2 separate regions of the Homo sapiens genome follow, and region 1 is linked to region 2. A link is a loop called in an ENCODE intact Hi-C map of the cell type or tissue named here. Cell type or tissue: PC-9. All regions are shown on one strand. Each heading gives the region's core, and the rest is flanking DNA. Links, peaks and the distances in the headings are about the cores only. Region 1 overlaps LOC124906123 (a long non-coding RNA gene). Region 2 has its middle 17 kb from the start of ALPI.

Region 1 (15,385 bases), core at 4,875-9,874, 75 kb before region 2:
CTAGCAGAAGGCAAGAAATAACTAAAATCAGAGCAGAACTGAAGGAAATAGACACAAAAAACGCTTCAAAAAATTAATGAATCCAGGAGCTGGCTTTTTGAAAGGATCAACAAAATTGATAGACCGCTAGCAAGACTAATAAAGAAAAAAAGAGAGAAGAATCAAATAGATGCAATAAAAAATGATAAAGGGGATACCACCACCGATCCCACAGAAATACAGACTACCATCAGAGAATACTACAAACACCACTATGCAAATAAACTAGAAAATCTAGAAGAAATGGATAAATTCCTCAACACATACACTCTCCCAAGACTAAACCAGAAAGAAGTTGAATCTCTGAATAGACCAATAACAGGATCTGAAATTGTGGCAATAATCAATAGCTTACCAACCAAAAGGAGTCCAGGACCAGATGGATTCACAGCCGAATTCTACCAGAGGTACAAGGAGGAACTGGTACCATTCCTTCTGAAACTATTCCAATCAATAGAAAAACAGGGAATCCTCCCTAACTCATTTTATGAGGCCAGCATCATCCTGATACCAAAGCCAGGCAGAGACACAACCAAAAAAGAGAATTTTAGACCAATATCCTTCATGAACATTGATGCAAAAATCCTCAATAAAATACTGGCAAACCGAATCCAGCAGCACATCAAAAAGCTTATCCACCATGATCAAGTGGGCTTCATTCCTGGGATGCAAGGCTGGTTCAATATATGCAAATCAATAAATGTAATCCAGCATATAAACAGAACCAAAGACAAAGCCCATATGATTATCTCAATAGAAGCAGAAAAGGCCTTTGACAAAATTCAACAACCCTTCATGCTAAAAACTCTCAATAAATTAGGTATTGATGGGACGTATCTCAAAATAATAAGAGCTATCTATGACAAACCCATAGCCAATATCATACTGAATGGGCAAAAACTGGAAGCATTCCCTTTGAAAACTGGCACAAGACAGGGATGCCCTCTCTCACCACTCCTATTCAACATAGTGTTGGAAGTTCTGGCCAGGGCAATTAGGCAGGAGAAGGAAATAAAGGGTATTCAATTAGGAAAAGAGGAAGTCAAATTGTCCCTGTTTGCAGACGACATGATTGTATATCTAGAAAACCCCATTGTCTCAGCCCAAAATCTCCTTAAGCTGATAAGCAACTTCAGCGAAGTCTCAGGATACAAAATCAATGTACAAAAATCACAAGCATTCTTATACACCAACAACAGACAAACAGAGAGCCAAATCATGAGTGAACTCCCATTCACAATTGCTTCAAAGAGAATAAAATACCTAGGGATCCAACTTACAAGGGATGTGAAGGACCTCTTCAAGGAGAACTACAAACCACTGCTCAAGGAAATAAAAGAGGATACAAACAAATGGAAGAACATTCCATGCTCATGGGTAGGAAGAATCAATATTGTGAAAATGGCCATACTGCCCAAGGTAATTTACAGATTCAATGCCATCCCAATCAAGCTACTAATGACTTTCTTCACAGAATTGGAAAAAACTACTTTAAAGTTCATATGGAACCAAAAAAGAGCCCGCATTGCCAAGTCAATCCTAAGCCAAAAGAACAAAGCTACAGGCATCACACTACCTGACTTCAAACTATACTACAAGGCTACAGTAACCAAAACAGCATGGTACTGGTACCAAAACAGAGATATAGATCAATGGAACAGAACAGAGCCCTCAGAAATAACACCGCTTACCTACAACTATCTGATCTTTGACAAACCTGAGAAAAACAAGCAATGGGGAAAGGATTCCCTATTTAATAAATGGTGCTGGGAAAACTGGCTAGCCATATGTAGAAAGCTGAAACTTGATCCCTTCCTTACACCTTATACAAAAATCAATTCAAGATGGATTAAAGACTTAAACGTTAGACCTAAAACCATAAAAACCCTAGAAGAAAACCTAGGCATTACCATTCAGGGCATAGGCATGGGCAAGGACTTCATGTCTAAAACACCAAAAGCAATGGCAACCAAAGCCAAAATTGACAAATGGGATCTAATTAAACTAAAGAGCTTCTGCACAGCAAAAGAAACTACCATCAGAGCAACCTACAAAATGGGAGAAAATTTTCGCAACCTACTCATCTGACAAAGGGCTAATATCCAGAATCTACAATGAACTCAAACAAATTTACAAGAAAAAAAACAAACAACCCCATCAAAAAGTGGGCGACATGAACAGACACTTCTCAAAAGAAGACATTTATGCAGCCAAAAAACACATGAAAAAATGCTCACCATCACTGGCCATCAGAGAAATGCAAATCAAAACCACAATGAGATACCATCTCACACCAGTTAGAATGGCAATCATTAAAAAGTCAGGAAACAACAGGTGCTGGAGAGGATGTGGAGAAATAGGAACACTTTTACACTGTTGGTGGGACTGTAAACTAGTTCAACCATTGTGGAAGTCAGTGTGGCGATTCCTCAGGGATCTAGAACTAGAAATACCATTTGACCCAGCCATCCCATTACTGGGTATATACCCAAAGGACTATAAATCATGCTGCTATAAAGACACATGCACACGTATGTTTATTGCAGCATTATTCACAACAGCAAAGACTTGGAACCAACCCAAATGTCCAACAATGATAGACTGGATTAAGAAAATGTGGCACATATACACCATGGAATACTATGCAGCCATAAAAAATGATGAGTTCACGTCCTTTGTAGGGACATGGATGAAGTTGGAAATCATCATTCTCAGTAAACTATTGCAAGAACAAAAAACCAAACACCGCATATTCTCACTCATAGGTGGGAATTGAATAATGAGAACACATGGACACAGGAAGGGGAACATCACACTCTGGGGACTGTTGTGGGGTGGGGGGAGGGGAGAGGGATAGCACTGGGAGATATACCTAATGCTAGATGACGAGTTAGTGGGTGCAGCGCACCAGCATGGCACATGTATACATATGTAACTAACCTGCACATTGTGCACATGTACCCTAAAACTTAAAGTATAATAATAATAAATTAAAAAAAAAAAAAGCAGTTGGAGCTCTGGTGTCACCCCCATGGCAGTTTCCAGTAACATCACACCTCGTTAGCCTATGCTTCTAAAATTTGACCCAGTGCCCAGCTCAGAGACACACTGCCTTGGGAACTGTCCCTGCTGGTTCCCTGTTACAAGTAACAAAATCCCATTGCTAAATCCTCCTTGGTTATGGTCACTGGGTGATCATTGGGTGATACCAATATTGAGGCAGGAGAATAGGGTCTGGACACAGGGAACCTAAGCCTGTTTCACACCGACTTCCTAGAACTAAATTGAAGGCAGAACCCTACCTTTCCATGCCTAAGTAACAAAAGGACCACAGGCTACTCCCTTTGCAACCCCCTCACCTTTTCTGCTAGGCAGATGGGAAATTGGCTGTCCACAACCAATCAGATTGATTGAAGGTCCAGTCTTTGTTTGCCACTTTGTAACTTCACTCCAGCCTCTGAATGGCTGCTGTCCACAACCAATCAGACTGATTGCTGGCCACATCTTCGTTTCAATAGAAGTATAACTTTGTAACTTCACCCTAGTCTCTGATTGGTTGAACAGGAGTGTAACCTTTGTAACTTCACTTCAGCCTCTGGTTGGCTGCTTTCTGTAACCAATCAGACTGATTGCAGGCCACCACTTCATTTACATGAGGTGAGCATGATGTGGCCAATGGGAAACTTCTAGAGGATATTTGGACCCAAGAAGATTCCGTATCTGGGCCCTTGAGCTGCTGCTCGGTCCACTCCCAAACCATGGAGTGTACTTTCGTTTTCGATAAATCCCCATTTTCATTCTTTTGTTGCTTCATTCTTTCTTTGCCTTGCTGGGCATTTTGTCCAATTCTTTGTTCAATAGGCCAAGAACCTGGACAACCTGCAGTCACAACCCTCCACCAGTGACAATATAGTTTAGATTTGTGTCCCCACCCAAATCTCATGTTGAATTGTAATCCTCAGCATTGGAGGAGCTCCCTGGTGGGAGGTGACTGGATCATGGGGTAGGACTTTCCCCTTGCTGTTCTCGTGATAGCGAGTGAGATCTCACAAGATCTGGTCATTTAAATGTGTGCAGCCCCTCCCCCTCCTCTCTCTCTTCCTCACTCTCTGGCCATGGAAGACGTGCCAGCTTCCCCTTTGCCTTCTGCCATGATTGAAAGTTTCCTGAGGCCTCCCTAGCCATGCTTCCTGTACAGCCTGTGGAACTGTTAGCCAATTAAACCTCTTTTCTTATAAATTACCCAGTTTCAGGTGTTTCTTCATAGCACTGCAGAATGGACGAATACACTCATGGAGAGACAGGATCCACCTGCTGTGTGGTAACATCCTGACCCAGCACATCTGGGGCCCATCAAGTCTCCATGGGGTGGTGGGAGGAGCATTAACAACAAAGGCAGCACCTGGCACCTTCTGCGGGCGATGGGAAGACTGAGGGCAGGAAAAGCAAACATGCTCAGCACTGTGCTCAGCCCAGGGCGACTCTGAGACAAGAGAGGGGCCAGAGCCGGATGCAGCTGGGAGGTGGCAGCCTTACCAGAGGTTTGAGGAGTACATGGGAAAGTGCACAGAGCCCAGCCCAGGATGGCAGCTGTGCTCTCATTTTCTTGCAGCCTTTAGGGGCTACCTGGCTGGGGTGGTGGCCCTGCTGAAGAGAACCTGCCCCTAGCAGGCATGGGGGCAAGAGCACCTTTCAAAGGTGAACAAATGTGTTCCAATTTGCAGCAGCAAAGCTGCCAGAGGTCCCAGGAAGCCCAGGTTCATCTCATTTACCTAGCCATCTCTGGCAGCATTGGTATTTGAGAGCGTGTATGCGGGCAGAAGAGAGGAAAAAGACCTGCACCAGAACACCTTTCCAGAACACCCTTATCCCTTGAACACCTGAGTGCCTAGAGCCCAGCCCCAGCTCCCAGCAAGCCCCCTCCCCAAAACCACTATAGCCACTGGGCCTCCCTTTGGCAAGGCCTGAGGGCCCAAATGTGGCCACCTAGCCTCTGGGGACTTCCGTCCTTTGGAGCTAGAAAAACAGTAGCTGAATGTGCCTGGCTGCAGCAGGGCCCCGCCGACTCACCTATAGAAAGGCCCTGCCGTGGACTGAGCCTCCCAGCCTAGGAAACCTGGCTCTGGCCTCCCCTGCAGGCATGTGATGTTTGGCTCCAGAGGCCTTCTCCTCTGGGCTTTTCCATGCCTGTGAACTGGGCCCCATTCATTTCTCTGTGGTTTCATGGGAACGTCCAATGCATTCAGGAGGTTGCAGTGCACCCAGGAGGAGAGGGGTCAGCGAGAGGCCCGAGCTGTGACTGGTGGGCCACCCAGAGGCCACGGCACCCTCTGCTGGAGACTGGCAGCAGGGTGCATGGCCAGCTGTGGGCGAGGGTCCATCAGTCAAGCAGCTACACTTCCTCCCGGTGCCCCTCCCTGACCCAGGCCAGGGGCTCTGCCTGCAGCTGCCTCACTCCAGGCCTCCACTTTCCAGCTCCCAGGCCCCCAGCCCCACCTGGCCTGGCCCGGGACAGAGCAGCCACCAAGATCTTTTCCACTTTCCCTCCCCAGCAGCCTGCAATTCAGTGCCCTGCAGACCCCTGCCTCCCGGGGCCCTGCGGTTTCTACCACACTACACTCAATTTCCGGCCACTAAGAACACGGCAGGTCCCGCGTAAAGGTGGCCGCCACCTGCGCTCTGAGGGCTGCCCAGCCACGGAGAAGTGGCTGTGCTCGGGCACTCTGCTTCTGAGACAGGCCCAGCAGCTGCCTTCATGGCCTCAGGAGAGCCCACAGGCTCCAAGCCTGCAGTAAGGACCTGCCTAAGTCCTTGAAAATTTGGTGTTCAGAAGAAATGAAAGTGAAACTGGCTGGGAGCAATTCTTTTGATTTTGTTTCAAGACAGGGTCTCACTCGGTTGTTCAGGCTGGAGTGCAGTCATGCGATCATGGGTCACTGCAGCCTCAACCTCCTGGGCTCAAGGGATCCCTCCTGCCTCAGCCTCCTAAGTAGCTGGGACAACAGGCACATTCCACCACACCAGGCTGACTTTTTTTTTTTTTTTTTTTTTTTTGTAGAGATGGGATCTCACTTTGTTGCCAATGCTGGTCTCAAGCTCCTGGGCTTAAGCAATCCTCCCGCCTTGAACTCCCAAAGTGCTGGGATGATGGGATGATACACCACTCCCTGCATGCCATACTTACCAAAGTTCCACGTTAGCAGTTTTCAGCAAGAGCTAATTGACCAAGCTCTGTGAGTGGCCTCATTCCATTAGCAGGAGCCTCCCACAGAATGTGACAGAATGGTCCTGGTGGCTGAGGGTAGAAGGGGCTGCTTCTCTTAAGTCTTTGAAGATGAATGCAGTTCAGCTTTGGCTAACAGCCATGCCCTTCTGCCCAGGCCCAGATCAACTTTTAATCATTTCCAAAGCCAGTCTGACTGTCCTGGGAAAGGAAGGGTTGGGGTGAATTTCTTATCAATTTGGCAGGTACATTGGATCCTGTGAGGAGAGTATGAGACTGTACGAGGGGTCCCTGTGCTAGCCCCAAATGAGAGCCCTGACTCCCACCTACCCAGCCCACCCGCCCCGCACTGCTCAGCTCAGTTCTCCGTTCCGGGGATGGAGTGCTGGGCTTGGCCTGCACCTTTCTGTCCCCAAACTCCACTGGGGACCCACCTTCTAGTCACCCCAGGGTGCCATCACCAGAGCCAGGGGCTAGCCCCACCTTTGCTCACTCCTGCTCGGAGCCCACCTCTTCTCTCTGCCCCCATCGCTACCTGCAGCATCAGAAGGACATGAGGGCACCAAACAGCCCCTGCAGCTGTCCTCAAACATCATGGCCAAGGCTGCGCCTGGGAAGTGGACTCTCTGCGGTGCCAGCTCCCTACTCACTGCCCTTGACTTTTGTCTGGGTCCCTGCTTGATGTGGCCCAACTGGCTGGGCCAGAGCCCCACAGGCGCTGTCCCGACCCCCAGCCCCCTAGAGGGAGGGAGAGGCTGAGACGGCAAGGGAAGCAGAGACTCAGCCACACCAAGGGCCCTGGCAAGGTGGGCCTCTCCTCCAAAGCCTCACCAGGCTTCACGTTCAAGGTCACCAAGAGTGCACTTGTTCTCTGTCGAGGGCAGAGGTGACTCCGGGGACTGTGCTGGGGTCCAGGGAGGGCAGGCAGCGGAGTTGCCAGGGAAGCAGCTTGCCTGAGGTCTGTGGTCTTGGCAGGGGCTTCCGCAGCAGCCCCACCCTCTCCCTTTCCCCTCCCTCCTGTCCTTGTCCTCGTGTTTACTGAAGACCATGAGAAGGGATGTGGAGAGCGCCTGCAGGAACTGAGAGCAGGAGCCTGGCTCAGCCCTGAGAGGCCCCCAGATATTCAGTTCCTAAACCCATAGAGGGTGGGGCATGGGCACAGAGGAGTAACCAGGGGCCACCTCACACAGCCCTGCTCTTTCACCCTGCCCGCCTGGTGGCCTCCTTAGCCTGCAGCCTCAGTGCTGCCCGATCTGGGGCCATGCTGCGTCCTGCTGGCCACACTGCAAAATGCAGCTTAAGGTCGGCCTGGAAGCTCCAGGTGTCCTTCTTCCCCTAGGCCTACAGCTGGGCTGGAGGGGGAAGGGGCACCAGGAAACAGCCTGGATGCTCCTGCCCAGGAGGATTGTCCGACTCCATGGGGAGAAAGTCCGTGCCTGGCACATGGTAATCTTTGTGGAGCGAGAGGGCAAAAGTATGCATGATTGTGTGCATCTGAAGCATTTCTGTGCTGATGGCCTGACCGAAGGCAGATGACAAATCATGCAGATATTTCTGCAGCAGGAATGGCTGCATTCTCCTGGCTCGCCTGCCAGGGAGCTCAGAGGTGCCCTTGCCCGGGAATCCGATGGCAGAGAGTTACCAGAAGGTCTGCGGTGCTCCTGTTCCTCGGCCCCGGTGAGAGGTGACAGCGTGCTGGCAGTCCTCACAGCCCCTCGCTTGCTCTTGGCACCTCCTCTGCTTGGTCTCCCACTTTGGCGTCACTTGAGGAGCCCTTCGGCCCACCGCTGCACTGTGGGAGCCCCTTTCTGGGCTGGCCAAGGCCGGAGCCAACTCCCTCAGCTTGCAGGGAGGTGTGGAGGGAGAGGCGCGAGCGGGAACCAGGGCTGCGCGCGGAGCTTGCGCGCCAGCTGGAGTTCCGGGTGGGCGTGGGCTTGGCAGGCCCCGCACTCTGAGCAGGCGGCCGGCCCTGCCGGCCCCGGGCAATGAGGGGCTTAGCACCCGGGCCAGCGGCTGCAGAGGGTGTACTGGGTCCCCCAGCAGTGCCAGACCACCGGCGCTGCGCTCGATTTCTCACCGGGCCTTAGCTGCCTTCCCGCAGGGCAGGGCTCGGGACCTGCAGCCCGCCATGCCTGAGCCTCCCACCCCCTCCATGGGCTCCTGTGCGGCCCGAGCCTCCCCGATGAGCGCCACCCCCTGCTCCATGGCGCCCAGTCCCATCAACCACCCAAGGGCTGAGGCGTGCGGGCGCACGGGGCGGGACTGGCAGGCAGCTCCACCTGCAGCCCCGGTGCGGAATCCACTGAGTGAAGCCAGCTGGGCTCCTGAGTCTGGTGGGGGCGTGGAAAATCTTTATGTCTAGCTCAGGGATTGTGAATACACCAATCGGCACTCTGTATCTAGCTCAAGGTTTGTAAACACAGCAATCAGCACCCTGTGTCTAGCTCAGGGTTTGTGAATGCACCAGTCGACACTCTGTATCTAGCTGCTCTGGTGGGGCCTTGGAGAACCTTTATGTCTAGCTCAGGGATTGTAAATACACCAATCGGCACTCTGTATCTAGCTCAAGGTTTGTAAACACAGCAATCAGCACCCTGTGTCTAGCTCAGGGTTTGTGAATGCACCGATCGACACTCTGTATCTAGCTGCTCTGGTGCCAGATTTGTCTCCTGGAGAGAGGCATGGGCACCTGTGGTCTCCCCGCCTCCTGGCCTCCCCTTGGGTGCCCTTATGCAGAAAGGGTCCCGGCCCCAGGCTTGCTTGGCTTTGGGGACTGTTTTAAAAGGGACATGAAGAAAGAAGAAGCCAGAGAATGGTCCTTGGCCACTCTGGATGGAGTGTCCGCTGAGCAGTAGGAAGAGAACTGTCCCTGGCTCGTCTCCTTCCCTGAGTGACTGTTGATTCACAGTTCTCTCTCCAAGGGGACATGGGCCTGTCCTAATGCTGCCTTAGGGGCTTGGCTCCAGCTGACCCTGGGGTCTGCAGGTCACCACCTGCCCCTGTGCCTGGCTTTGAATTTCCTAACATCCAGAGTGCCCTGGGAGTACAGTGTCCAGCCCGTTGTGTGTAGTAAACCGGGAGCTGAGCAGAAGAGGAACGACAGAGTCCACCCGTTGACCCTCGGGGCTGTGTGTCCTGAAGTTCAAGCCTAGCTCACCCTGCAGTGGGTCCAGCCCCACCTGTACTGACAGATGGCACCAGCAGGGAGCGCAGTGCTCCACTGCCACAGTTCTCTGTCCCCACTTCAGTGCAGTCAGCCCTGGACCCCCCACCGCCTGCTCCCTGTAGCACACACAGCCACAGGCCCTCCCAGCTCCCGCCCCTGGCCCTTGGTCACTCTCACCTGCTGCCTCAGCCGAAGGTAGCCGGTAGGGCCTCCCTGAAGCTCCCTCCAGCCAGACAGGGGTGGGCCAGGGCTGAGGGCCAAGGGCCGCCTCCAAGCAGTGAAGCCCTCCAGGGTGGAAGGGCAGGTGGCCCCCTCTGTGTCCCGTTCCCCTAAGTCCCGGCGAGCCCTCCCCTTCCTCCTGCGGTGCCCTCTGCCCTCATCTATGTGCCCTGGTGGGCTCCCCCAGCACTGCAGCCTCCCGGGTGGGGTTTCAGGACCCCCAGGGCCTCCCAGCTCACTCAGACCCCCACCCCCTTCCTGTAGCTCTGCTCTCTGGCACCACCTTCCCTCTCTTGGGGACAACCACAGTGGAGAGAGGCGGGGCTCTCTGCCTGTCCCTCTATTGCAGGGGTGCTGGCCTTCTGGGGTCCTTTTGAGAACTTGATGAAAGCTATGAGTTTACACCCAAGAAATTCTCTGGCACCGTTTGCACCAACAACATGCCCCAAAGGTGGAGCCAGGCCCCCAGGTTGCATTTTGTAAGTCTTGGGAGCTCTCAGGATGCATCAGGGACACGTGGCCTCTGACTCGCTCAGCTCTGCCCTGACCCAGGGCGTTCATCCTGGAGCAGGCCTCCGTTACTGACTGGCGAGCAGAGGCTTCCAGAGGCTGAGGGAGGGGCCTGGGGTCCTCCTGCAGGGACCAAGACGGAGCTGCGCCTCAACATCAGGCCCTGCCGTCCTTGTCTCCTCCCAGCCGGGCTCTGTACAGGTCATCACCGTCTTCAGCCTGCTGGAGGGGGTCCTGCGGGCAGCCATGGCCCTCTAGTATAGCGCTGTCCTGAAGCGGCCAGGCACCCAGGGCCACCTGGGCCCCGCGGGGGAGGAGGACTGAGGCTATCTGGCCCTGCTGGCTTTTAGAAATAGGAACTGTTGATACCAAGGGGAATTTTTAATTCTGTTTTTAAAATGTTTAAATTTTTCTAACTTAAATTTAATGTTTTAAGTTTTTAAATTTAAATTTAATTTTTTTTTAGAAACAGGGTCTCGCTCTGTCACTCAGGCTCAGGGTATGGTGGCACCATCGCAGCTCAAGTAGCTTCAAACTCCTGACCTCATATAGTCCTCCTGCCTCAGCCTCCCGAGTAGCTGGGGCTGCAGGCCTGTGCCACCATGCCCAGCTGTTTTTGGGTTTTTGCTTTGGAAAAATGGGATTTCGCTTTGTTGCCCAGGCTGGTCTCAAATTCCTCATCTCAAGCAATCTTCTTGCTTTGGCCTCTCAAAGTGCTGGGATTATAGATGTGAGCCACTGTGCCTGGCCTGTTTTTATTTTTATTTTTGGATTTTATTTTATGTTTGCCTCTCAGTTTTTAAGCAAACTGCAAGGAAGACGGTGGGGCTAGAAGGAAGGCTGAGGCCTGGCCAGCAATGGCCCAGCATCCCCCTGAGTGGCCAACCCCCCTTTCCCCCACTGCCCTCCTCTGCCCAAGAAATGAGGGCTTTTCAGTAAATCCATGTCAGGGAGCAAAGTCAAGTGTGGAGTGCCATCTGGTGTGTGGGGCGCCTCTGGGAAGCCTGGGCAGCGGAATGCCCCCTTGCACCCAGCGCAAAGGACCCAGCTTAGGCTCCAACCCTTGCTGCTGAGCCGATGTCACCACCCAGAACCTTCCTGTCAGTTCCAGCACAATTCAGAGCTGGCTGCCTGGCAGATTGATGCTGGAGTCTCATTCTGCCTGATTAAAAATGGAATTAGTATGCAGCACTGAGAGCGCCCCCATCACCCTGACACATGTGACTATGTCCAACCCTGCCCCCACTTCCTCTCTGCACCAGCTCCGCAGGACCTGGTAGGGGTCAGGGGTCCTGTGACACCCACTCCTCGCAGTTCCTCAAGCAGCACTCTGTGAGGTCCTGTGCCCAGCTCTGGTGTGAGTGGGTACCCTGGCAGCGCCAAGGGAGCCTGGACAGAGGAGCCGGCCTGGGCCTGGGGGAGGGGAGGAGGGCCCTCCAGTGCCTTCCAAACCAGGAGGGGAAACCGGCTGCTGGTGACACAGCCTGGCCCCGTTGACCACCCAGTGTCCCAAGCACCCACAGATCCCACCTGCCTCGGTCCCGAGCAGAGCTGGCCGGCCACTGGGCAGTCCCTTCCCCAGCCAGCCTGACCCCAGTCTGCACTCCTTCCCCCTCCGTGGGGGAAGCTCTGTGGCTTGGAGTCCCCGAGGGCTGCCAGAAACTAGGATGAAAGCCATGGTGAGCACGGCCTCTGTTCCCCTGCACCATTTCCTGGGGTGTCCGGATTAACAAGCTCATTTGATCTGGTTACAGTGAATTTTCTTCAAAGAAACACTCAATAGGGTCCCTTGTCAGAGTGCCTCGCAGCGACAGTGACTGGGTACTGCTGCCTTTGTTCTGCCACCGTCAGACGGGGCTGGCTGTGGGAGGCGACCAAAGACATCCCGCACCTGCCCTGGGAGCCTTTCCCTCCTCCAGGGCTCAGCCACCTCAGGCGGCCTTCAGTCTGTGTGTCCTGCCACCCCCGAGATGTCCCAGAGGCCACGGTCACCCCATCTGTTCCTGTCCCCAGAACCTTCTCCTGGAGCCAAGTATCTGCAGGGACAGACAGGCGAGCGTCTGGGGGTTTGGTGTTGGGGTGGAGAAGGCTGTGGGGTGCTGCCCCAGCCCAGGCAGCCTGACTGTGAGAGCCCCAAACAGGAGACATCCCAGCCCCTTCCCCTCCCCTCCACGCTGTGGCAGTGGGTGCTGTTGATGTGGGGCACGTTCTTGGCTTGTGCATTTCTCGGATGAACTGCATCTGTTGACAGTAGAAAGATGCTCACATGTCTTTGGCTCAAGATCGACACTGCCTTTGGCTCAGGTTGGGACATCAACTATTGCTACAGAGCAGTAATGGTTAAAAATAAGATTTTGGAATTTATTAAAATATTTGTGGCTGGGAGCAGTGGGTCACACCTGTAATCCCAACACTTTGGGGGACCGAGGCGGGTGGATCACTTGAGGTCAGGAGTTTGAGACCAGCCTGACCAGCATGGTGAAACTCCATCTCTACTAAAAATAATAAAAATTAGCCGAGTGTGGTGGTGGGTGCCTGTGGTCCCAGCTACTCGGGAGGCTGAGGCAGGAGAATCACTTGAACTCGGGAAGCGGAGCTTGCAGTAAATTGAGATTGGGCCACTGCACTCTAGCATGGGCAACAGAGTGAGACTCTATGTCTAAAAAAAAAAAAAAAAATTTGTAATTGTTCAAATACAGTTTAGACTAGGATTGACATGTAAAAATTTTGTGAGAGGATAATACATTTTGTTTTCTCCATTGTATGAAAGCATTTATTGAAAATCAAGTGACATCTTTTACAAGGGAAAAAGTCACTTGTTCTTTAACATACAGTTTTTTTTCTTAGTTCTGAATTAGAAATGGCATCTGTTTTAGGTCTCAAGATATAACTTGGCTGTTCCTTACTGTGTATGTATGTTGTTTTCTGTAGGTATAGATAATTATATATAGGCCCTGTACCAAATGGGAGTGATGGTGTATTTAATAACTCTTTGATACCTTATGTTACCAAATATAAAGGCCAGGCGCAGTGGGTCACACCTGTAATCCCTGCACTTTGGGAGGCCGAGGTGGGTGGATCACCTGAGGTCAGGAGTTTGAGACCAGCCTGGCCAACCTGGTGAAACCCTGTCTCTACTAACAATACAAAAATTACCTGGGCATGGTGGCAGGTGCCTATAATCCCAGCTACTTGGGAGGCTGAGGCAGAAGAATCTCTTGAACCTGGGCGGGGGGAGGAGTGGGGGGCAGAGGTTGGAGTGAGCCTAGATGGCACTGCTTCACTCCAGCCTGGGCAAAAGAGCGAAACTCCTTCTCAAACACACACACACACACACACACACACACACACACACACACACACACACACCCTTTCTCTGTTGCTCAGGCTAGAGTGCAATGATGTGATCATAGCTCACTGCAGCCTCGACCAAGCCGACTCAAGTGGACTTCCTGCCTCAGCCTCCCTGGCAGCTGGGACTACAGGTGCATGCACAACCACCACACCCAGCTAATTGTAATTTTTTGGAGACAAGGTTTTGCCATGTTGTCCAGGCTGGTCTCAAGCTAATGGGCTCAAGGGATCCTTCAGCCTTGTCCTTCCAAAGTGATAGGATTATAGGCATGAGCCACTGTGTCTGGCCTTCCTTTAAAAATTTTGAAAACTTGGCCAAGCTTGGTGGCTCATGCCTGTAATCTCAGCACTTTGGGAGGCTGATGTGGGCGGATCATTTGAGATCAGGAGTTCGAGACCAGCCTGGTCAACATGGTGAAATCCCGTCTCTGCTAAAAATACTGAAAGTATCCAGGTGTGGTGGTGGGCACCTGTAATCCCAGCTACTCGGGAGGCTGAGGCAGGACAATCACTTGAACCTCAGGTGGAGGTTGCGGTGAGCCAACATTGAGCCACTGGATTCCAGCCTGGGTGACAGATCGAGACGCTTATCTCAAATTAAAAAAAATTAAATTAAAATTTGAAACCAGGGGACCAAGTTCTGTTGAAGACCTGGAAATTCCAGTAGGCTGAAGATCAGTGCAACCACCGTGGTCGGCCCTGTTGAGGTGCTGCTGAGCACCCACTCATCTGTGGGTGCTGCGGATTTACTACACTCAGATAAAGCCAGTGTTTCTGGAGTTCCTCCAGGGGAAACTGGTAGAGTTCAAAGCCCAGCCAAAGACCCTAAGAAATCATAAAGGGAACATACGCTTTTCTGGCTGTTACTGTTCTCCAGCGCCTTCTTGCCTCTGGATGGAAGGACAGCTCACTGCTTAGTATTTCACAAGCTCTTGCTTCATCCGCCAACTCATCCACTGTTGGATGTGTCACCGAAGCCAATCTGTCCTGGATCACAGCGACCCGTTAACCCAACAGTTCACAGCTTTTTGCATGTCCCTATCTGAACATCCAAAGACCCCTAAAAGAATTGTGGACTGGACTGAGTACTCCTTACGTGGACCCTTTTAGGGACCACGAAGCCCCCGTTTCTATTGGGCATCCCAGTTGGGCTATTCCCTTACCCTTGCTAAAAGAAGGCGAGCTCCTCTTTTCCCTTGATGGTGAGCCAGAGAGCACTCCATCTGATGGGCAGGCCTTAATGAGTCAGGAAGTCTTTCGGGCAGGTGTGACTTTGCCTGGATGTAGTAATAACCTAACTGATTCCTAGTTAGAAAGGACAGCCTTAGTGACTACTGCTACCCAAGACACAGACCTGTGCTCCTGAGGGCTGCCCTATGGATCAAAGCAAGCTAAATGGCGGCTGCTATGGCTGCCCAGCAAGTCCCTAGACTCCTTAGCTGGAGTAGTTTTATTATTATTATTATTATTATTATTATTATTATTATCGAGACAGAGTCTCGCTTAGTCACCCAGGCTGGAGTACAGTGGTGCAATCTCGGCTCACTGCCACCTCTGCCTCCCGGGTTCGAGCGATTCTGCTGCCTCAGCCTCCCATGTAGCTGGGATTACAGGCGTGTACCACCATAAATACCCTGCTAATTTTTGTATTTTTAGTAGAGATGGGGTTTCACTATATTGGCGAGGCTGGTCTGGGACTCCTGGCCTCAAGTGATCCGCCCACCTCAGCCTCCCAAAGTGCTGGGATTACAGGCGTGAGCCACCATGCCCAGCCTGGAGTAGTTTTAGATAACCGCATAGCTGTGCACTGTTTGCTTGCTGAACAAGGGGAGTGTGTGGAATCGCCAGCTCGTCTTGCTGTTCCCACAGTAATG
Region 2 (15,385 bases), core at 6,624-11,623:
AGAGAGGGAACCCCACAGGGCAGGGCTAGGAGACAGTGACATGGACAGGGACTGCAGGATCAAGGCTCATGGAGTGTTTGGGGCCACTGGGACACCTGGGAACAGGGCCCCATGGAGGCCAGTGGAATCCCAGAGCAGGGAGTGAGTCCTCTCCCCCAACACCTGCTGAGTGACCCTGCTGGAGCCCTTCTTGTCTCTGGGCCTCAGTTTTCTCATCTGTAACATGGGAATAATAACAGGACCAACCAACCTCTTAGGGCTGTTGCAGGGTTTGTATAAGGCCATGCTGTGAAAATCCCAAGTGGCAGCAAGTCTGGCACAGAGCAGGGCCTCAGCCCCCGCCCCCTGTGCATACACACAAACAGATGCATATACACATGCACACACACATGCATACACACACGTGCATGCACACATGCACACAGATATGCACACATGCACACAGATATGCACACACACATGCATATACATGTGTATACACACATGTGCACACCCAAAACACACAGGGCTCGCTCCTCAAGGGGACCTCACTGTGCCTCAGTTTGCCCATCTGTAAAGGGGGTGATTATAGCCCCTACTGCATGACGCTGCTGTGGAGCTCCGTGAGTCAGTACCTGGAGGATGCCTAGGACTGGGCTGAACTTAGCCTGTACAGCCCCACGGGGAGCTGAGTGGAGAAGGTGGGCTTGGGTGTTGGGAGCAGAGGGGGCAGCATGGGAATCCAGGGGTTCTTAAAGGTCTAGGTGCCTGTCACCCATGAGGAGGCCCCAAGGGGTCCCTGAAGAACAGAGGCACCGATCTCCTCCTGCCGGGTAAGGGAGCAGGGCTGAGGCCAGGAACAGGCCAGTGAGAGCCTGCACAAGCCAGGGAGCCTTCAGTGTGACAGCCAAGGACCAGCAGAGCGCCAGCCTGCTAAGGACCCCGGGCCGCACTCAGGCCTGGGCGAGGGACTGACCTGGGGACTTCTTGAGGTTTCTCCGACTGTATGGAGCTCACCAGGGAAAACATGGCGGATGCCTGGATTCATTGCCCAGCTCCGAGCTCAGCACAAAAACTCCCTCTTGGAACAGTCTAGAAAGAGGCTCACCTGAGGCCCAGCACCCAGGGGCCATGATGTCACGTGGGCCAAGGCATCTGAGGGGCAGGGGCCTTCCCCATCCCACTGCTGCCATGGCCCGTGGCCCACTCTGCCCTGCCCTCCTGACCCAGGAGCCCAGTGCGTCTCTGTGGGGTGGGAGGAGCGTCAGCAAAGGAGAGGCTGCACAGGGCGCCTTCAGCAGTGACGGGAAACCAAGAGCAGGAAAAGCAACCCTGCTCAGCCCTGGGCGACTCAGACAGGAAAGGGCCTGAGCCCGAGGCAACCAGGAGGGGGCAGCCTTATCAGGGAGGCCGTGCCGCAGGCCTGAGTGCTGCTTCTGCCCTCATCCAACTGCAGCGGGACAGAGGCAGAGGCAAAGTGGGGGCCTGGAAGCAAGGCTTCTAAGGTGGCAACAGTGTCCCAGCCCAGCCAGGCGGTGGCTGCAGGGGCCCATGCGTGTGCGCCTGTGCCTGTGACCAGCCTCAGGGCCTAGGGGCAGGGAGCAGACCAGGGGAAAGGCTCTGTCCCTGGGGGGTGGCCGGGCAGGTGGAGAGCCAGGTTCAGATGGGTGACCCTGGGCTCTGCAGCTGCTGTGATCCTGGCAGAGGGGAGGAGGCGCCCTCGGCAGTCAGGAGCAGGATGATGGTAGTGACAAGGCCCTGCTGTGGACTGAGCCTCCCAGCCTAGGAAACCTGGCTCTGGCCTCCCCTGCAGCATGTGATGTTTGGCTCCAGAGGCCTTCTCCTCTGGGCTTTTCCATGCCTGTGAACTGGGCCCCATTCATTTCCCTGTGGTTTCATGGAAACGTCCAGTGCATTCAGGAGGTTGCAGTGTGCCCAGGAGGAGAGGGGTCAGCGAGAGGCACGAGCTGTGACTGGTGGGCCACCCAGAGGCCACGGCACCCTCTGCTGGAGACTGGCAGCAGGGTGCATGGCCAGCTGTGGGTGGGGGTCCATCAGTCAAGCAGCTGCACTTTCTCCCCATCCCCCTCCCCGACCCAGGCAAGGTGCTCTGCCTGCGGCTCCCTTTCTCCAGGCCTCCACTTTCCAGCTCCCAGGCACCCAGCCCCACCCGGCCTGGCCTGGAACAGAGCTGCCACCAAGATCTCTTCCACTTTCCCTCCCCAGCAGCCTGCAATTCAGTGCTCCGTAGACCCCTGCCTCCCGGGGCCCTGCGGTTCCCACCACACTACACTCAATTTCCAGCTGCTAAGAACACAGCAGGTTCTACGTAAAGGTGGCCGTCACCTGCACCCCATGGGCTGCCCGGCCATGGAGAACGGGCCATGGTTGGGTACACAGCTTCTGAGACAGGCCCAGCAGCTGCCTTCATGGCCTCGGCAGAGCCCAGGGCTCTGGAGCTTACAGGGAGCATGTGCTCAAGTGTGGAAAATTTGGTCTGCAGAAGAAATGAGGCTGAAATTGGCTGGGAGCAATTCTTATCAAAGCCACGTTAGCAGTTTTCAGCAAGAGCTAATTGAACAAGCTCTGTGAGTGGCCTCATTCCATTAGCAGGAGCCTCCCACAGAGCGTGACAAGGGCCCTGGTGGCTGAGGGCAGAAGAGGCTGTTTCTGTCCCACATTTGCCTTTGGCCTTTGAAAATGGACACATTTTCAGCTTTGGGCACTGGTCCTGCTCCTCTGCCCCGGCTCCCGCTCATTTCCAAAGCCACTCTCTGAGTGTCCTGTGTGGGGAAGGGGTGAGGTGAGTTTCTCAGCACTTCAGCAGGTGCGTGGATCTGAAACAGGACAGCCTTGGAGACACGTCCTCCTTGCCAGGCAGGGTTGAGAGGCCAAGTGCAGAGGAGCCGAGAGTCTGAGGGCCAGGCCCGAGCAGTCTAGGTCAGGAGATTGGGCCCTGCCTTAGCAACGTGCCTGGGCCTGAGGAGAGACCCACTGCCGGCCCAGTCTCCCTCGACTCCTCTGGAGCCATGGAGTCCTCAGGGAGGGGACAGGAGGCAGCTGGGGTGTGGCCAGGCCAGAGCTGAGCTGATGGAACCTGAACCCCACTTTGTGGGGTGGCCATGCTCTCTGCTTTCTCCTCTCTGCTGTGCCCAGTAGACTGGAAAAGATAGATCCAGGGGTGCAGTCCTCTGACCTGAGCTCCAGGGTCACCTGTCTGGCCTCCAGCCTGTTTCCTCCATGCTAGGGCTGTCAGGGCAAGTGTCTGACCTGGGCCCGCAGGGCGCTGGTCAAGGGGCCCAGGGAGGTGGGGTCCAGCCCTCTGTGCCCCTGACTGACTGTCTGATCTGGGCAAGGTCCTTCATCTCTTGGCCACTGTCACATGGCTTGGGCGACACTCCTCAGTGCCTCCAGGATGCTGTAAGGAAGCGGCATCTGACTGCACCCACCCTTTCTGCAGGGACCATGGTCAGGACAGAGCTGTGGACACTGAGCAGGGGCTGGCCTCAGGACCCACCCAGACAGGCCTCCTCATCTCCCCCAACACCACAGCGGTGCTCCGTCCTGGGAGCTGGCCAGTTGCCCTCCCCAGGACAGGACCTCAGGCTTCCACCCTGAGCTCCTTCCTCCTGCCCTGGGCCCTGCGGGCTGTCCCATAAGCTGGCTGCTCTCCTGGGGTCTTTCCCTCTGTGAGCTCCTCTGCAGATACATTCCGGCCTTTGGGATGCTTCAGACAGCAAGCAGGAAGCAGACAGACACCCCGCATCTCCCCCAGGCCAACTCCGGCCCCATCAGCAGCAACCTGGTGGGGAACTGTCCACACCTGCCAGTCTCCCTCCCTCCGTCCTCTTGGGTTTCTGAACCAGCCTCTCCAGCCGCACTGCCACTGTGACTTACTCCTTCTGGCCAAATCCAAGGGCCCTGTGCAAGCCCCTGCTCTTCTTGGCAGCTCTCACACTGGGGACAACCCGCAGGCTCCTCTGAAGTCCCAGAGCTGCTTCTCGGCCACTTCCTACTGCCTCTGCCTGGGAGCTTATCAGCTCCTGCCCCGCTGTGCCCAGTTGGGAAGAGGGCGCCCTTGTGGCCCCCAGTCTCCAGCCTTGCTCTTTCTTTTCTTTTTTGAAATGAAGTATCACTCTGCCACCCAGGCTGGACTGCAGTGGCACAATCCTGGCTCACTGCAAGCTCTGGCTTCCAGGTTCAAGTGATTCTCTTACCTCAGCCTCCCGAGTAGCTGGGATTACAGGCACCCGCCACCATGCCTAGCTAATTTTTGTATTTTTAGTAGAGACAGGGTTTCACCATGTTGGCCAGGCTGGTCTCGAACTCCTGACCTCAGGTGGTCTGCCCGCCTTGGCCTCCCAAGTGCTGGGATTACCCTGCTCTTTTTTGCTTCCTGGGGCTGCTTCTTGGGAGCCTTGGGCTGCTCAGCTTTCATCCCAGCCATGCCCTGCCTCTGGTCCAGCCTCCGTCCCTCACTGTGTCCTGCTTAAGGTCCCCGTGCAAAGTCCTTCCCTTGTTCCAACAGCCTTCCCCAGCTCCCAGAAAAGGTGCCGGTTGTAGAGTGTGACAGGCACCAGGCTGTCCCTGTACCCCTCCTGGCGCAGCCCTTCAGTCTCCCCTTGACACAGTCTGCCCTTGACTTCTTATTTTCCAAACTAACCTGATGCTTTTCTTTATTTGTTTGTTTTTTTGAGAGGGAGTTTCGCTCTTGTTGCCCAGGCTGGAGTGTGATGGTGCAATCTCGGCTCACCGCAGCCTCCACCTCCCGGGTTCAAGCAATTCTCTCGCCTCAGCCTCCCAACTAGCTGGGATTATAGGCGCCCACCACCATGCCCAGCTAATTTTTGTATTTTTAGTAGAGACGGGAGTTTCACCATGTTGGCCAGGCTGGTCTCGATACTCCTGACCTCAGGTGACCCACCCACCTGGGCCTCCCAAAGTGCTGGGATTATAGGTGTGAGCCACTGTGCCCAGCCTGTTTTGTTTGTTTGTTTTTGTTTTGTTTTGCCTCCGTGACTTTGCTATCTCACCCCTTTCCTATAAAACAGTCCTTTCTCACCATCTCTTGGAATTAGTCTGGCACTCAGGAATGCACCTCTGCTGTTGAGGCTCCAGGAAGTTAGGGCCAAGGCCCTCTGGTGCAGCAGTGCAGACCGCGGCCTGGGGGTGGGGAGACTGTGTGTGGCCAGTCTTTTATTTTTTATTTATTTTTTTATTTTTTACACCTTAGGCTTTGACCCACACAGAAAGAGATGGAACAGCCTGGGCTGCAGGGGCCTGGAAAGGGACGAGCATGTGGGTGGCACCACGCGGGGCAGCTGCAGGGGCAGGGGCTGCCTGTTCTCCTTCTCCCGGTGCTGCTCCAAGGGCACAGTTTGGTGACCGCAGCCACTTAGGGGAGCCTTGAGGATGCAAAAGAGAGTGAGGACACAAGGACACTAGCAAAGCCTAGCTCTGAAGGAGGAGGGATGCCATGCTGGGATGTCGCCACCGTCTTGTCTGAGCCCAAGGGTGGTGCTCGGTCCACCCGTGGGGAGCAGGGAGGAGAGAGGACAGGGCCCTGGCTGCCTCTGGCCTGCTTGGGAATGAGCTCCCTCAGGCGGAGCTTGACAGTATCCACACGCCCAGCAGCAAGCATCATCATCAGAAACACGCAGCCCAGAGCTGTGTGCCCAGCAGAACAGGGCACTGGGGCAGGGACCCAGCCTTCTCAGCTCCTGAATTGGAGCCTGGCATGCCCCATCTTAGAGTCCTTCATTCTGTGCAGATGCACTTGGCATCTAGAGTGGGACCGGAGTCTACGACACGGCATGGAAGGAAATGGCCCCTGTGTTCAAAGAGGCTGTCACAGACATGGCGGCTGAGTGCTGGGATGGGCTCTGAATGGGATGTCAAGAAGCAGGTGGCAGGAGATGGGTGGAGGGAGGGCGAAGGACGATGATGCTCACTGCTGGGCGTGTGGAAGGGGAGGGGAGCTGGACGCAGAACCTCATTCCCTGGAGGTAGGACTGAGCCCATGACGGGGGAGCCGCAGAGGGCCCTTCCAGCAGAGGGATGGGACCAGCTTTGGCGTGAAGGCCGCAGAGCAGAGCATGACTAGGGAGGCCACCTGGTAAAAGAGACGGAGGCTGGGACAAGACTGGTGCCCTTGTCAGAGGGAGGCCAGGAGAAGCTTCTAGAAATGTAGCTGCGTGTTTAGCCCAATTCCTAGAGTTGGGGCAACCATGCCAGTCACAACATAGGACGTGTTACAATGATGTCTTATTTTTTTTTCAAGGCCAGGCACTGGCACATTGCTTCCCTATTTTACAGGCTTTGAAAGAAATGGAGATTCTGAAAGCTTAACTAATTTATCTGGCAAGGCATGGTCTCTCATGCCTGTAATCCCAGCACTTTGGGAGGCAGAGGCAGGAGGATCGCTTCAGCCCAAGAGTTGGAGACCAGCCTGGGCAACATAGTGAGACCTCCTCTCTATAGACAAAATTAGCTGGGCAAGGTGGTGCGCGCCTGTGGTCCCAGCTACTTGGATGCTGAGATGGGAAGATCAGGATCACTTGGGCCACCAGGGAGGTGGAGGCTACAGTGACCCGAGGTCATGCCACTGCACTCCAACCTGGGCAACAGAGCAAGACCTTGTCTCAAAATTAAAAAAAAAAAAAGTTTGAAATCACGCAGTGAGAGTGGCAGGGCTGGCGTTCCAGCATCGTCCTTTAAGATGTGACAGCAACAGGTCCCACTTGAGACAGCAGGAACGCGGCACCCAGTGCTGCCTCTGCACAGGCCCGATGCTTGCTGGAACCTTAAAGGCAAAGGAGACCCGATCATAAACGCATGAAGAGCGCATGTTTCATGGGATTGATGTTGATGCTGGTGTTCCATGCGAGCCACTGAGGAGAAGCCCCTCTCTCAATGGCAGGGCCATGAGAGGTGAAGGACGCCCCTCCACCCCTCCCCCAGACAGGTCTTTCCTGGCCACAGATGCCCCAGATCCCTGAATGTCAAAATCGAGTCCCAATCTCCCAGTTGAGCAGAGAAACATTCAGATCTGGTTCCTCCGTGATCAGGGAAGGCAGGCTTCCTCTGAAGCGCAGATGGCTTCACCCCTTTCTCATCTCATCACCTCTAAGCCCTGCCAGGGCGAGAGCAGCCTTTCCCAGCATCGTCCTTTAAGATGCAACAGAAACAGGTCCCACCTGAGCCAGCAGGAATGCGGCACCCAGTGGCTGGCTCTGCAGTCTTGATGCTCGCCGGCACCTTCAGGGTGAAGGACGCCCTGTCGTAAACGCATGAAGAGCCCTGCGTTTCATATATTGATGTTGTTGCTTTTTCTTTAGAGGAACGTTTGTGCACTGTGGGAACCTCTGTCTCTACCAGTGTCACCCTTGCTGTGGGGAGTGTGTACCGTGTGCGGGGGGCTGGTGGCCTTTCTCTGCTGTCTGCCACAGCGTGTGAGGGGCTCGCTGAGCCTCACACCTGCCCTATCCTTCCCCATCCCCTCCTGCCCCGGGGAGGCACAGACCCAGGGAGGAGGGGTGCTGGGAGTGAGTGCTGAGGAGCTGGGGTCCTGGCCCTGCAGCCACTGTCACACCACAGCCCCACCCCAGACCTCCAGAGTCGTGGGACTCTGGTGGCACAAGCTCCAGAAGCTTGGTCGATGCCAGGTCTGGGACCGAGGCCCCCGTCTCCGAGGCCTTGGCTTGCTGTTCTGGAAGGTGATGCTGGCTGGCAGCCATTCCCAGCCCCTCGGAGAGCAGTTGTCAGGCAGTCCCTGAGCTCCAGCGCCCCATTCCCAGCAGGGCCCAGTGATCTCATGCCTGTGCCCCTGGTGCTGGGAGGAGCGGGTTGGCACTAGGGCCGGTGCCCACATCAGAGGAGGAAGGTCTGAAGCCAGGGCAGGGGGCAGGGCACCCTCCCGTCCAGCGGCCCCAGTGCCCACTCCATTCCTTCGGGGCTCCCGTGGCCCAGAGTGTGGAGCGGCGCGGCCTGACCACCCAGGATAGCTTGGGGCGTTTCGGAGGTTTGGCTGCCTAGGCTGTGCACCTAGCACTGCTCCCCAGGAGAGGGAGGGAGGAGGTCAGAGTAGAGGGCCCTGCTGACCAGGTCACTGTCACAGCCTCCATCTCTGGCCCTGGGTTCCCATAGGAGCGCCTAGGCTCTAAGCTGGAGCCTCCCCATCCCAGGACCTTGGGGAGGAAGAGGCTGGGCGCCACCTGCTGGCCCACCAGGGAATTGACAGGGTGGGGGACTGTGGAGCCTGTGCTGGCCGCAGATGAGAGCCCTGACTCCCACCTTCCCTACCCCACCCACCCTGCACCGTCCAGCTCAGTTCTCTGACCCGTGGTGCCAGGTCCCATTTGCAATGGCGAATACTGAACTCGGTGCAACTCTGGCTGCTGGCAGCTGGGCTTGGCCTGCACCTTCCTGTCCCCAGACTCCACTGGGGACCTCCCTTCCAGCCATCCCAGGGCGTCACCACCACAGCCAGGGGCCAGCCCCACCTTCATTCACTCTTGCTCATAGCTCACCTCTTCTCTCCACCCCCATCTGCTACCTGCAGCATCAGAAGGACATGAGGGCACCAGACAGCCCCTGCAGCTGTCCTCAAACATCATGGCCAAGGCTGTGCCTGGGAAGTGGACTCTCTGCAGTGCCAGCTCCCTCCTCAGTGCCCTTGACCTTTATCTGGGTCCCTGCTTGATGTGGCCCAACTGGCTGGGCCAGAGCCCCACAGGCGCTGTCCCGACCCCCAGCCCCCTAGAGGGAGGGAGAGGCTGAGACGGCAAGGGAAGCAGAGACTCAGCCACACCAAGGGCCCTGGCAAGGTGGGCCTCTCCTCCATAGCCTCACCAGGCTTCACGTTCAAGGTCACCAAGAGTGCACTTGTTCACTGTTGAGGGCAGGGGTGACTCCTGGGACTGTGCTGGGGTCCAGGGAGAGCAGGTAGTGGAGTTGCCAGGGAAGCAGCTTGCCTGAGGTCTGTGGTCTTGGCAGGGGCTTCCACAGCGGCCCCACCCTCTCCCTGTCCCCTCCCTCCTGTCCTTGTCCTCGTGTTTACTGAAGATCATGAGAAGGGATGTGGAGAGCGCCTGCAGGAACTGAGAGCAGGAGCCTGGCTCAGCCCTGAGAGGCCCCCAGATATTCAATTCCTAAACCCATAGGGTGGGGCATGGGCACAGAGGAGAAACCGGGGCCGCCCGGCACAGCCCTGCTCTTTCACCCTGCCCGCCTGGTGGCCTCCTTAGCCTGCAGCCTCGGAGCGACCCAGTATGGGGGCATGCTGCCACCTGCTGGCCACACTTCAAAATGCAACCCAGGGTCGGCCTGGAGGCTACAGGTGTCCCTCTTCCCCCAGGCCTGCAACTGGGCTGGGGAAGGGGCACCAGGGAACAGCCCAGGTGCTCCTGCCCAGGAGGATTGTCCGACTGCGTGGGGAGAAAGTCCAGAACCGTGCTTGGCACATGGTAATCTTTGTGGAATGAGTGAACAAATGAATGAATGAACTATGCATCTGATGCTTTTCGGTGATGATGACCCAACCAAGATAGATTACATGAGCCATTTTCCAGCAGGAACTGGGACTCCTCTTGGGCTGACAAGATGTAAGTATGAAATCTAAATAAGATTCCAATGGCACTAGACAGTGACACACGTGACCCTAGCTATAAATGCCCATGGAAGAGAATTCTGTCTGACATTCAGGGAAGACTTGGAGCGGGGCAAGGGGATGGGATTGATGGCAGAAGTGAGACTCACAGGACACGTGTGGGAGACCCCTGGCTGGCCATGTTGGGGGAGGAGGGGCAACAGGAAAGCAGCGCCTGGATCTCGAGGGACTTGGCCGGCTCAGTCCTTCCATCGGGAGCCACATTCATTCACAGCGACTGTTGAGTCTAACAACGCTCAAGTACAGCAAAGCTGGAGCAACAGGCCCTGAAAGGGTGACTCCAGGGTCTCACCCCACCCTGACTCCTTCCCTCCTGCTGCCTCAGACTCTCCTGTCTACCCTCAGAGACCCTGTCGGGAGGCTTCCCTCCAACAAGGCACCATCCCCAGGGAGAAGGGAGCCCAGCACTCCTGGCCCTGTGGGGTCCTCAGTCCACTCACCACTGCCACATGCCCCAGGGAGTCCTCGGACTAGGACCTGGGCCGGGCCCCCCTGGGTTCCTATGGCCTGGGCGAGCATGGTGCCCTCTTACAGCCTGGGCTGCCTGAGCATTCCAGGCATCCTGTCATTCAGCAGAGATCTTTCCTCGGTGCCTTCTCTGGATTGGGTGGGCTGCTGAGCTCTGGGGCTGCTGCCGTGAATTATTTAATAGATGGGTGCTTCCCTGCTCTCCAGGGTCCCCCTCTGGGAGAGCCAGCACAGGAGCTAACCAGTCAGAGGAGAAGGCGGTGTAGACCAACTGGTGCAGGGGAGACCATGGGGGTGCTGGGCAAGACAGGGACTTGGCGGAACACATGAGATGAGGCAGGGCTGAGCCCCACAGCCAACTCCTCCCCCCAGAGCCGGGCATGAGGTGCTCAGCGGATGACCACCAGCTCCCCGAGCTGGACCACATGTCACACAGGTTTCTGGGATTTGCTTCTAGAAAAGCCTGACCCAAACATTTGGAGATGACAAGTACTCACTGGCCTGGAAGGAGGTGCTCACCAACATGTGCTTCCGGCCCATGCAGATAAGGAGGGCCCAGCCCAGTCCCCATGCAGGTAAGGAGGGCCCAGCCCCAGTCTCCCCCACTCCCGGGAGCACACTGGCCCCAGACCGGTGACCTCTACGTGCAAGCACAGGCCCCCACCGTTCCTGCCTGCTCTGGACATGGCTGGGTGGACGGGGGCTGCTCCTCCTCTGCCAGAGGGTGGGAGAGGAGGCCGACCCCAGGCAGCACCTAGGAGGGGGCACCCTGAGCCTCTTGAGTTTGAGCCGCTGTCTCCTGCTCACACTCGCTCAAGGACAGAGTGCCCTGGAGCTGAGGGGCTACTGAGACCTCCTGTCAGGCTGGGGTCCTGGAGGAGAGACAGGGTCCCATGTGGCTTCCTGTCCCAGGGAACACTCCGCAGCCTCCATCCCCACGTGGAGTCCAGAACCAGCTGTCAGCCTCTGGCCAGTGTGGGAAAGAAGCGGACTTGGCTGGGGGCCTAGGCCTGGGCCTGCAGGGAGGTGGCAGCCTGTGGGGTGGACAGCTGGGCTTGCTCTGGGATGCCTGTCACAGCGTCCCAGGCTGAGCTTCCCCCGTGCAGGGCCCGAGCATCCTGGGACCAGGACCCCAGAGGACCCTCGGGTCAGCGGGAGCAGTGGTTGCTGATGGGTCGGCTCTGGGTCCCGGCCCGGCCCAGGGCCAGGGACAGGCTATATTTTAGGGGCTCGGTCACTCGGAAGATTCAATCTGTTCACAAGAACTGGATGGCTTCAGCTGACCTCAGTGGATTTATTTTCTGACACTTCAAGCTCTGCTGGGTTTGAAGCCATCAGGGCCTGCTTGGGCCTGGTCACCGTGACCTGCCCCCAGTCACAAGTGTCTGCCCAGCCAAGCACCTGTGGCACCCACAGCGGAGAGGGGCTGGGCCGTGCCCACTGGGCTCTCTCTGTTCTACACTGCAGCGGCTCTAGGCCTGGCAGAGAAGGCGCAGCAGCCCCTGAGTCCCAGAACTGCCTCTGGCTCTGCCCTGCTGGGGCCCCTCCCATGTCCCTGCCTCTGACGCCATCACCTCCAAGGAGGTACAAGCCAAGCTGGAGCTCCAGAGATCGGAGCCGCTCCGGAGTTAGCCAGAGCCCGAACAGGCTGCATTCTCCTGGCTCGCCTCCCAGGGAGCTCAGAGGCGCCCTTGCCCGGGAATCCGATGGCAGAGAGTTACCAGGTCTGCGGTGCTCCTGTTCCTCAGCCCCGGGAACTGGGGTGGGGACAGGACAGAGCAGCAGCAGAGAGCACAGAAAGGTGTGAGGGGGCACACAGTCCCCAGTGAGCATCTGCATCAGGACACCAGGGCTGTCCCAGGGCTGTCCCAGGGATGGCTGGGCCTGTGGGAAAGCCATGGTCCCCACCCATCCCACCCGACCCTGAGCCACCTCCACCAGCCAAGAGGGGCCAGGGCCCTTCATCAACCTCACCCAGGTCATCTGGGGAACTGGGCCACCACTGAGAACAAAGCCCAGACATGTCTGGGAGTGGAGGCTGTGCCCACCTCCCCCAGAGACTTGCCCCCGACTTAACCCAGGGCCCAGCAGGGGCTGGAAGGGAAGTGGAGTTAGGGAGCGGAGCAGGTCACCATCAGCTGCGCCCTGGATTCCAGGGCCCGTGTGCACAGAGTAACGGGAGCTGGCTGTCTGTCTGGCCAAGGGCACAGGAGGGTGAGTGTGTACAGCAGCCAGGGAGCAAGGGAGCCAGAGAGACACACAGGAGTGACCTTGGACCTCTGCGAGGAACCCGTTCACTCGCTCCCAGGCAGTAGCACTGGCCCTGACACCCAGCCCTGAAAGCTCGGAGACTGCAGGACAAACAGCTTCAGGGGCTGTGGCCCCAGCTGGGACGGGCTATGCGCTGGTCCCTAGAGACTCTCGGTATCTCCCCCTGCCCCAGTCCTGCCTCCTGCCCAGCACAAGGGCCTTTGGAACTCAGCCCTCTGTGTCTCAGCCCCCGGGAGGGTCAGGTGTCAGAGACGAGAAGGGCCGAGGCTGGCAGGCCGGAAACTGCCTCCCTTGGCTGCTGTGGGGTGGAGTACCAGGGGACACAGAGGTGCTGGGGTGAAGCGTGGCTTCAGCTGCGTGGGATCAATGCCAGAGGGGATGAGGTCAGCTCCGACCAAAGGTGTGCCTAGGTCCGAGAGGAAGCGCCAGGAGCCTGAGGCCTGTGTTGCACGGGGCAGGGAATGGCATCCTGGGCTTTCTTGCCTGCCTCCCACTCTAGCCAGATGGAGCAATGGACTTGGCCTCCTTGAACAAAGACCACAGCCTCCTCAGCTTCTGCTTGTGTCTCCAGCAGACAGCGCCTGCAGCCCCCGGTCATACATGGCCACAGGCTTCCCCCTCCTCCTTCCTGGGCCAGAGTAGCAGCCTCAGCCCCATGCTGGGGAGGGGTAGACCAGAGACGGTTCCCTCCTGGTGGTGCCCAGCAGTGACTCAGCAGCGACGGCACATGTCTGGGCCATTCTCAGTGCTGCCACCTTGAGGGCATTTGGGAGGCCCAGGCAGGCCAGATTTGTCTCCTGGAGAGAAGTATGGGCACCCCTGGGCTCTGCCTGCCTCCTGGCCTCCCCTTGGGTTCCCTTGTACAGAAAGGGGCACTGGTCCTGGCCCTGGTCCTCCCTGGCTTTGCTCAGCAGCCAGCAGCCCGCCAGGTCTGTGCACACCAAGGCTGCCGATGGCAAAGCTGTGGGTGGCATGGGACCTCTGGGAATAGTCGGAAAGCTCTGGGCTGGCCAGGCTCTGACCCGCCCCACAGATGGCACTTTACTTCTGCTCGGGGCTGCTGCAGGACCTGGCACAGTTCGGGCACTATGCGCTCATCATGCCCCTGTACACACACTTCACCCACAGTGGGTGCTCGGTGGCCCAAGACCATTCAGCGGTGATGGTGGAGGTCCAAAGGTCGGGCGACCCAAGTGTAGGGGAACCCGACCTGAGAACTCTCTCTATGGGCCGGTGCTGCGGAAGCTGCAGGGGGTCTACAGCCAGCCCTGGACACAGCCGAGAGGAGGGCGCTGACCTCGGAGGGCTGCTTTCTGCTGCCCTGGGAGCTGGGTGCTGGGGTCCTAATCTGTCGTCTGGGGTGGAGCACCATGCAGCTCATCCCCCAGCCATCACCATTCCCCACTGCCCGCCCTCCACCCTCATGCCCCATACAACACCGCCCACGACCCCGCCCCCTCTTCCCAGGCTATAGGGAGCGACTAGACATGGCGCCCGATACCCTGCAGAAGCAGGCAGACCACTGCAACGACGGCCGCATGGCGTCCAAGCACATGAAGGAACTCAGCACCGGTCTCTTCTTTGCCATTCTGGTCAAGGTGAGCCCTCCAGCCTGGTGCCCCTCACCTCCCTCTGGCTCCCGACCCTCCTGGGCACCTGCTCACCAGGAGGCCTCGAGGAGCCCAGGGCAGTGCCAGGAGGTGCCATGGCTGCAGCACTGTCCCTGCAGGAGAGTGGCCCCCTGGAGTCAGAAGCCATGGTGATGGGCGTCCTGAAGCAAGCCTTCGACGTGCTGGTGCTGCGCTATGGCGTGCAGAAGCGCATCTACTGCAACGTGAGTGCCCTGGGAGAGCCCGGGGGCGGGCGGGGCAGCCCAAGCCATCCCGCACTGGAGGGGCACAGGCTGTGATGGGTCACACTCCACCCCTCGCTCCCCCAGCCCTAGCACAAAGCCCACCTGATGGGCCTTGCTGAGACGCCCAGCTCTCCCACCTGGGATGGTGGCTCCAGGCCCAGGGTCAGGCCTGGCCCCCTTCCCCAAGGACCCAGGAACCAGAGAGCAGGCCCCTCCATGGCCAGTACAGCTCGGCAAGGTGTGCAGGCTTTGGGGACTGTGTTTATAGGAACGTGAAGGAATGAAAGGCCAGCGAATGGTCCGTGGCCGCTCTGGAAACTGTGTCCCCTGAAGACAAGGAAGAGAGCTGTCCCTGGCTCGGCTCCTGCCCTGAGTGACTGTTGACTCACAGTTCTCTCTCCAAGGGGACATGGGCCTGTCCTAATGCTGCCTTAGGGGCTTGGCTCCAGCTGGCCCTGGGGTCTGCAGGTCACCACCTGCCCCTGTGCCTGGCTTTGAATTTCCTAACATCCAGAGTGCCCTGGGAGGACAGTGTCCAGCCCGTTGTGTGCAGTAAACGTGGTGTTCATAACCGGGAGCTGGGCAGAAGAGGAATGACAGAGTCCCCCTGCGGACCCTGGGGGCTCTGTATCCTGAAGTTCAAGCCTAGCTCACCCTGCTGTGGGCCCAGCCCTGCCTGCACTGACAGATGGCACCAGCAGGGGGCGCAGCGCTCCGCCGCCACAGTTCTCTGTCCCCACCTCAGTGCAGTCAGCCCTGGACGCCCCACCACTTGCCCCCAATAGCACACAGAGCCATGGGCCTTCCCAGCCCCCACCCCTGGCCCTTGGTCACTCTCACCTGCTGCCTCAGCCGAAGGTGGCCTGGCAGGGCCTCCCTGAATCTCCCTCCAGCCAGGCAGGGGTGGGCCAGGGCCAAGGGCCACCTCCAAGCAGTAAAGCCCTCCAGGGTGGAAGGGCAGGTGGCCCCCTCTGTGTCCCATCCCCCTTAGTCCTGGCAAACCCTCACCTGCCTCCTGCGGTGCCCCCTGCCCTCTTCTGTGTCCCCTGGGCTCCCCCAGCACTGCATCCTCCCGGGTAGGGTTTCAGGACCCCCAAGCCCTCCCAGCTCACCCAGACCCTTCCTGAGGGTCCTGCTTCCTGGCA

What was found. Peaks named below come from ENCODE experiments on the same cell type or tissue, not always from the same donor. Only the 100,000 strongest peaks of a DNase experiment are listed, where the experiment ranks them.
Region 1: it touches region 2 in a loop (5-fold over the local background); 7 of 110 quality-filtered maps call a loop at or near these places.

The regions. Positions count from the first base shown.
Region 1 is chr2:232,358,217-232,373,601 of GRCh38, forward strand. It overlaps LOC124906123 (a long non-coding RNA gene), which reads right to left. Exons shown (of 4, transcript XR_007088121.1): 2 at 14,675-15,385; 3 at 14,362-14,498; 4 at 12,492-12,816. Among named protein-coding and RNA genes, the nearest start is that of ALPP, 13 kb to the right of the region's middle. RefSeq lists enhancers at 5,853-5,942, 7,124-7,720. In PC-9, for the core only: a CTCF peak has its summit at 7,534; a DNase peak (open chromatin) is centred at 7,675; H3K27ac peaks cover 916 bases.
Region 2 is chr2:232,431,468-232,446,852 of GRCh38, forward strand. It overlaps the pseudogene DIS3L2P1. Among named protein-coding and RNA genes, the nearest start is that of ALPI, 17 kb to the right of the region's middle. RefSeq lists enhancers at 706-1,527, 7,819-8,322, 8,323-8,827, 12,039-12,676, 14,784-15,285 and 1 more. In PC-9, for the core only: CTCF peaks have their summits at 8,113, 8,357, 9,299 (motif pointing left) and 9,504; no DNase peak of the experiment used is centred there.